2 separate regions of the Homo sapiens genome follow, and region 2 is linked to region 1. The links are chromatin contacts, found by Hi-C or POLR2A ChIA-PET in ENCODE. All regions are on one chromosome and are shown on one strand. Each heading gives the region's core, a stretch centred on a gene start or an enhancer-like site at or near the end of the contact. The rest is flanking DNA. Distances are from core to core; before and after follow the strand shown.

Evidence for each region. A loop is a pair of places that touch in the nucleus more often than their neighbours do. ChIA-PET counts read pairs that join two places held with the same protein, here RNA polymerase II (POLR2A). Pooled maps may share reads with other maps.
Region 2: a map of dorsolateral prefrontal cortex shows a loop between it and region 1 (6-fold over the local background). The contact joins two enhancer-like sites. A Hi-C loop is called at or near these places in 3 of 168 maps with a recorded cell type or tissue (Calu3, HepG2 and dorsolateral prefrontal cortex), 12 of 37 single-sample maps with no recorded cell type and 6 of 50 pooled maps. POLR2A ChIA-PET finds 5 or more read pairs at or near these places in 5 of 52 experiments (A673, HEK293, MCF 10A and 2 more).

The regions. Positions count from the first base shown.
Region 1 is chr11:13,096,525-13,100,326 of GRCh38, forward strand. No RefSeq gene overlaps it. Among named protein-coding and RNA genes, the nearest start is that of RASSF10, 89 kb to the left of the region's middle. Within about 2 kb of position 1,672, at least 2 of the 41 ENCODE cell types and tissues checked have a DNase peak (open chromatin) inside an H3K27ac peak, as active enhancers do.
Region 2 is chr11:13,133,972-13,137,844 of GRCh38, forward strand. No RefSeq gene overlaps it. Among named protein-coding and RNA genes, the nearest start is that of RASSF10, 130 kb to the left of the region's middle. Within about 2 kb of position 1,505, at least 3 of the 41 ENCODE cell types and tissues checked have a DNase peak (open chromatin) inside an H3K27ac peak, as active enhancers do.

The sequences.
Region 1 (3,802 bases), core at 422-2,921:
AATTGCCTCTTTACTTTTTTAAGATTAGATAATTCTTTATGTTGAAAAGGACTTTTGAAGCTGTTGATTATTTTGGATAAAATGCATTGAATACATACTCAATTAGGTTGATTTTGCTTGTAAGGTCAAGATTATTTTCATTTATTATTGTTTTAGCTTCCCTTCCTCACTAGTACTAATAAGATAGATCCTGGGCTCTCTTTTCCATATTAGCTATTTCTAATCTTTTATTTATATTTTTATTCTGTTTCTGTTATAATTTTTCTAATTTATTCTTTCATTAGGGCTGGGCATGGTGGTTCATGCCTATAATCCCAGTACTTTGGGAGGCCAAGGTGAGAAGATTGCTTGAGGCTTGGAATTTGAGACCAGCCTAGGTAACATAGCAAGGCCCTGCCTCTACGAAAAAAAATAAATAAATAAAAATAGCCAAGTGAGGTGGTATGTGCCTGTATTTCCAGCTACTCTGGAGGCTGAGGCAGAAGGATCACTTAAGCCCAGGAGTTTGAGGATACAGTGAGCTATGATCATGCCACTGCACTCCAGCCTAGGCAATAGAGTAAGACTTGTCTCTAAAAAAATTTTTTTTAAATCCTATTATTAATATACTTTTTCTACAGTGTTATATTTGTTAATTTTCTACACCAAAAATGGCTGCCAATGTGCACTACATTTTAAGTCTTATAAAGTCACTTTTAATAATAAGACACTAATTTAGCTAGTTGTATTTTTAATAAGCCTTGTTCCTAGTTAGTAGGATAATTTCAGTAATATCTTACTGAAAACACTAGGCAAATAGTTTCCCAAAACATTTTTATTTTATACAAAAAAAATCTGCTTCAGAAGGAGAAAAAAATCTACATTTTACTCCAGAATATTCTCCCCTTTTTCTCCTTCTCTTGAATTAAAGCTTATTTTCATAGGCCTGTGTTAATTCTTTTCTCTTTGGGCATCTTTTTAGATGAGTTATATTCAGGCCAGGGCTGGAGACATGAATGTAATTCACCCAGTTCCAGTTTGGAAAGGGAGAGGACAGTAGATTTTTTTATTCACTGAATGACCAGGCTCCATATTGTAAGACCTATATTTATACATTTGACTTACTTTGAAGATTCTTGGACTCTGTTAAAGATGGATGCTTCGAAGAAAGACTCTCCATGAAGCACCTAATCCATTAAATGCCCACAAATCGAATGGTAAGTTCTGTCCTTGAGTAGAAATTAAAATACCTTGAGTGACTAGAGCTAGAAATCCACCATATACCGCAGTGAGAAATTATGAAAAAGCTCAATGCTGACTGCCATCTCTCAAGAGGCTAGATGTCAGTTCTGACCCATTGTTAAGGACATTACTTCATTTTCTTCAGAATCTTGAGAACGCACAAATCTTGCTTATATATAACAAGGATGCGGTGGGGTAGTATAGTGTCTAAATTCTTGGGTCAAATGTGAAAAAGATGTGATTCCCTTGGAAGCAATGTATGACCACTTATTCATGCTCCTAGAAATATGAAAAACAGGCAGAAAGGATTGAAAACAAAAGTGGAATCATTTCCAGGCAGAGACTGAGCCAAGAAAGGGGCCCAGGTCCTCTCCTTTACCCAGAGTACCCTTCAGCTTTGGCATCCCGTCCCTTGAATCACAGTCATTGTCTGGCTCTAATGCAAACACTGGCTCCATTGTGATTCTGCAGGGGCACAGCCCCACATGCACTGCTTTCTACCCGCCTGGGGCTTCTTGAGCTTATCCCATTGAGCTGTGACTCAGGCAGTCAGCCAGAAGAGCCTCTATGTAGGGTGGTGCCTGGGGATCTGTGCTGATTGCACAACGGCTGCCAGGTAAATCCCTTTGCCATCCCATGGGAAATGTCAAATCAGGGGCAAAGTATGGGTGCTCTGTGTTTGAATCCAAGGATTTGGGTCAGAACAGATGGTAGTGGGAACTTTCATTCTTACCATCTGCCTCTGAGGATACTTGGATGGACCTCAGACTGCCTGGAAACTTCTAGAAAAATTCTAGGTTCCACAAGTCAAGTGTCAGAGGAATTCTCATGAAGTCTAGGGGATGGGGCAGAACAGTCTGAAATACATGAGGTTCACAGGTGGCTTCGTGCAATACTTCTCAGGCTTCCTGTATGTTAGACTTATCTACGGAGCCTATAAACATGCAGATCCCTGAGACACATTCCCTGGGATTCTAATTCATAGGTCCTGGAGTTGGGATTAGTAATCCACATTTTTATGAGCATTCCAAACTGATTCTAATGCAACAAGGTCATATAACAAACTCCACTTAGAAAAACACTGATTTATGAAGGTGTTGGCAAAGTAAGCACTTAAATCAATCTGTTATGGTAAGTATCTGGACCAAGAATGGGTTCCTCAGGAATTATAGGAGGATGACTATCAGCAACTTCCCCTGTTTGAGCACTGCCTTGTGCCTAAGCAGACTTCCTCAGCAACCAGGCTTCTGACAGCCTTTAATCATATGCATTCCTGTAGTTAGGTGAAGCTATCCTAGAGGTCAAGGATGGTAGCAAGTAAAGGGAGGAAACCTTCTTTCTGTTGGGGCCAGACTGATGAGCTCAGTGGGGAAATCCCAGTGATGGAGAGTGAAATAGAGCATTTCCATATCAACCAGTATGTCTGGCCACACCCCTCTAAGGGATACTACCACACGGGCAGCCCCCCATTTCCAGGTGGCCATATTGAGTACCATAAGAAGGTGCTTCCCTAACCACAACTGATTAGAGACCAAGGGTGGGTTGAACCCAAGGCAGCCAATTATCAATTATAGGATGTGAAGTGGCATGAAAAGACATTAATTAGGCCAATCAGATTACCACTGTTGGGAACCGGGAAATGTGGAGAATCCAAGCCAGTCATCAGCAGGTCAGATGTATCAAAAAGTCGTGTCATAACAAAAGAGGCTGGGGAAGCCATAGTGAAGTATGTATGCAGAGAGGATTCTGGTCAGCTGGAAGAAGAAAGTGGAGCAGATGCGCAGAGAGAAATAGAAAGTTAAGAAATTTTGAGAAATAAGAAAGATGGACTGGGCATGGTGGCTCGTTCCTGTAATATCAGCACTTTGGGAGACCGACACAGGAGGATCACTTGAGCCAAGGAGTTCAATACCAGTCTGGGCAACATAGTGAGACTTTGTCTCTACAAAAAAAATAAAAATAAAATTAGCCATGTATGGTGGCATGCACCTATGGTCCCAGCTACTTGGGAGGCTGAGGTGAGAGGACTGCTTCAGCTCGGGAAGTCGAGGCCGCAGTGAGTCGAGATCACACCATTACACTCTAGCCTGGGCAACAGAGGGAGACCTTGTCTCTTAACCGAAAAAAAATAAATAAATAAAAGAAAGAAAGAAAGAAAAGAAAGAAACCTGGTTAATAGCATCAGGTAAAAGCAGGTTATAAATGCTCTCTGGCTCAAGGAACACGTAGCCTTAATTTGAGCAAGCTTAAGAGGGCAATGAAATACCTGTCAACAATGAAATGGAAGCAATATTTAATGAGCCTTTATTGTATGCAAGGTACTTGAGGAGCATTTCATGTATTCTCTATCATTTTTGCTCACAATAGCACTAAAAATATGCATTATAGTGCCGCCTGCTGTACTTTATCATCTACTTTTCCTTACTGTAGAGGTAAGAAAAATTAATGGACTGTCTAGCACCTGTCCAAATGATAGTCACTTGTCACATGTGGCTATTAAGCACTTAAAATGTAGCTAGTGCAAATTGAGATGTGCTGTAAGTGTGTAACACACCAAATTTTGAAATAGAGTACAAAAATA
Region 2 (3,873 bases), core at 255-2,754, 37 kb after region 1:
TGCCTGTTAACAAATAAACACCACCCTTTTGATTTCTTCCTTGAGCCAAAGATTATCTAGTGCATATTTCTGAAATAGTTTTCTCCTCACCTTTAAGTAATTTATTTTTAATGTTATTAGATTATAATAAAAACTGTTGGCTATAAAACTGCTACTTTAAAAAATCTTTCAAAGCTATCTTATTAACCTGACAAGTGACTGTAATCTGTTTGCTATAAGCATGATCTTCAGTGAATCAGGTGGGAAAACAGCTTTCATTGTTCCCAGGATAGGGCTTCATCGCTAGCAAGTGATAATTGTGGGGCTCAGGCTCAGTCAGGCAAACAAAATGGACAGAGCTAATTTGCTACTGAAGGAATGTGATGTCAGTTGATGGCGACTCCATCTATGTTAGTTCTCAGCCCGAGGACTTGGAGTCATCCTTGACTCCTCTTATTTTCTTACATTTCACTCAGGTAATCCCACTGGTTCTACAGAATCCAGAAATCTACCACACGTCACCACCTCCACTGCCACCACCTAGGTGCAAACCCCATTTTCTCTCACCTGCACATCAGTGGCTCTAACGGGTCTGTCTGCTGTCACACTCACCCCTGCAGTGTTTTCCACATAGCAACAATGTGACCCTGTTAAAAGGTGAGGCAGAGAGTGTTGCTTTTCTGCTAGGAACCCTCTAATGCAGTCATACTTTGCTTAACAAGGATACGTTCTGAGAAATGCATCATTAAGCAATGTATACACATTTATCCAAACATAGAAAAGGTGCATTAAAGATACAGTATAAAAAGTTTAAAAATGGTACACCTGCATAGGGCACTTACTATGAATGCAGCTTGCAGGACTGGAAGTTGTTCTGGGTGAGTCGGTGAGTGAGTGGTGAGTGAATGTGAAGGCCTAGGACATTACTGTACACTACTGCAGACTTTATTAAACACTGTACACTTAGGCCACACAAATTTATAAACATATTTTTCTTTCTGTAATAAAAAAGTAACCTTAGCCAACCAGAGGAGGAGGAGGAAGAGGGCTGTGCTGCCTGGTGTCCGCAGCTGAGAGACTGGATTGGGGTGCCCCTTTGGGAGCTCTCTGAAATCCCCAAGGGACACTTTGAAGGGAGCTATTTATCCATAATCAAGGAGCTGTGGTTAATGCCATCCTTATTTGGGTACTGAAAGGAAGTGTGACCTTCTTTAGCGGTTATAGGCTTTTAGGGCAAGAATCATTTATGCTACAGTAAGTTTTGCAAAATGTTCTTGCCCAAATTCATCTTTAGGAATGAGTGGTTTGATTTTAGTGCATCAAGGTAAGCCCTTCTTTGTTTGAGAGGGAAAAATAACAAAATTACATTTTCCTCGTAGCCAGAAGCATTTCTGACTGTGCTTACAATAACATCATCTGATGAATGCAAATGTGTGGGTCTGTCTTAGTTGTGCCCTTTGTAAACTAACCAATGGTGAAGGCTTTGTTCCAGCTGACCACATGAAATAGGAGGAGGCTTTCTCTCCCTCTCCACTGAGTTGGAGGGCAGCCACTCTCTATTTCCATTGGAAGAGCATGTCACCCGATATTGCACAGACTGGGATGAACACAAGAGGCCTTTATCTTGGTTACTGGATCACAGTCCTGTGCAATTTTCATTACCTGATTGGCTGCAAGAGAAGGGAAGAGTTTCCCAAGGAAGCTACAGATATGAGAGCACTCCCAGGAATTCAAAGACCTCTTAGTTAGGGGCACTGGCCGTCCCTATTGTGAGCAAAGACCAATGCCATTTTTTACCTAACAAAGCTCACACTAGTGTATGGGTGCTGTGTGGGGAGTGGCATGTGTATGTGTATGTGATACTCCCAGGATCTATATAGTTTATCCTCTTTTTATACTTCAAAAATATTTTGGAAAGGAACTTCTCTACAATGTGCCTCGGGCTGCTTCCTGTTCCCATTTCCCTGCATAAACACAGGGTTGCTTCTGTGAATAAAACAAAAACCACCTCAGAAAGCAAAGTCTAACAGGCACAGGAACCTCAGTCCATGTGCCAGCTGCCTGCCTCCCATCAGGAGGGAAGGATATATACCCCATATATATTGAGCATTTATGGTGAACCAGACACTTTGCATGTTACTTACCTTAAACTTTGAGTCTTATGATCTCTTCTATAGGGTGCACTACTGAGATAGGTTATCTGAAACTGCAGAGCCCCTTCCTTAGCCCAAGCTTCCACCCACTTCTTGCCTGGATTTTTGCAATGGCTTTCCAGGTGATCTCCCCACTCCAAAATCTTTTCACAAGACAGCCAAGACAAAGTTTTCAAAGTACATGTCTGGTCAGGTGACACATATATACTCTTCACTCCCACCCCCACTGCTAAAAAGCCTCTCATGTTATCCAGTGCTTTTAGCACAAAGACCAGATCCCCTACAGTAGCCAGAGCAGCCCTGTGTGATTTGATCCCTTCTCTGTCTTCAGCTTCATGTGGTCCTGCTTTTTCTCAACTCGCTGAGCTCCAAACACACATTGCTGTGCCATGCTCCTGTCTGGCACAAGACCTTCCCATGAACTATTACTTCTGCCTGGGGAACCACGCACAGGCCCACTTCTCTACCCCATCCCAGCCTTCCTCAACCCTGTGCATCCTTAAGCTCACAGTTGCCATGTCACTTCCTTGTCATGCCTTGGAGTCCTGGCTATGCTACCTTTGCAGCACTTTTCACAATTTTTAATGAACGTTTGATTATCTTCTGACTTTCCTAGTAGACTGGGACTTTTGTCTTTCTCACCAATTGTATTTTGAGCATTTAGCACAGTGCCTTATGATTGCATATGAATTAATAAATGAATGCTTGAATGAATGACAAGCTGGGATTTAAATATGGTCTGTGCTCATCTCATTGCCACACACTCATCTCCTAAACACTGGCGTTCTTTCTTTAAAGCCATTGGTTAAAATTTCTCCCTCGGCCAGGCGCAGTGGCTCATGCCTGTAATCCCAGCACTTTGGGAGGCTGAGGCAGGTGGATCATGAGGTCAGGAGATCAAGACCAGCCTGGCCAACACGGTGAAACCCCGTCTCTACTAAAAAAATACAAAAATTAGCCAGGCACGGTGGCAGGCGCCTGTAATCCCAGCTACTCAGGAGGCTGAGGCAGGAGAATTGCTTGAACCTGGGAGGCAGAAGTTGCAGTGAGCTGAGATCGCGCCACTGCACTCCAGCCTGGGTGACAGAGCAAGACTCCATCTCAGAAACAAACAAACAAAATTCCTCCCTTGATTAATCTCTTTCCTTAGTTGATGCTAATAAACACATAGAGTCACTTTTATCTCTTTCAACTGCCTAAAAAAAGGTTGCTGATACCAAAACGTTTGCCTTGGATATTTCTCTTGTTAGGAACTTATGTCAACTTTGAATAAAGAAATGCTTTTTCTTTAGCCCCTACTCTTACCCCACACCCCATTTTCCTTCTCTCCCAACCCTCATGGGCTGAGAATGTCCCTTCTTCTTCTGATCAGGAGTCAGAGCTAAGGCACATGTCACAGCAGCTCTCTCCCAAGAGGCAGGGGAGCTGGAAGGGTAAGCCATTATGTACTACAGGTGAGTGGACACCTGTGAGCTGGAAAATTAAGGTGCAGATCAGTAAGAGATCTGAGGTTGAAGCACCATCTTCATGCTATGTTTAGGATATTATGTGACAGATTGAAAAAACAAAAACAAAAAAACAAAGGTACAGTGGACCCAGTCTTCTAGTTCCACAGCAGTTTCCTTGAAAGCATTTAAGTCTTCAAGTCATTATATTTGTAGCTGGAGCACGACTGCATTGAATTCAACCCAATCAATACTTACTCAATACTTCCTGTGATTCAGACACTGTACAAGGCCCT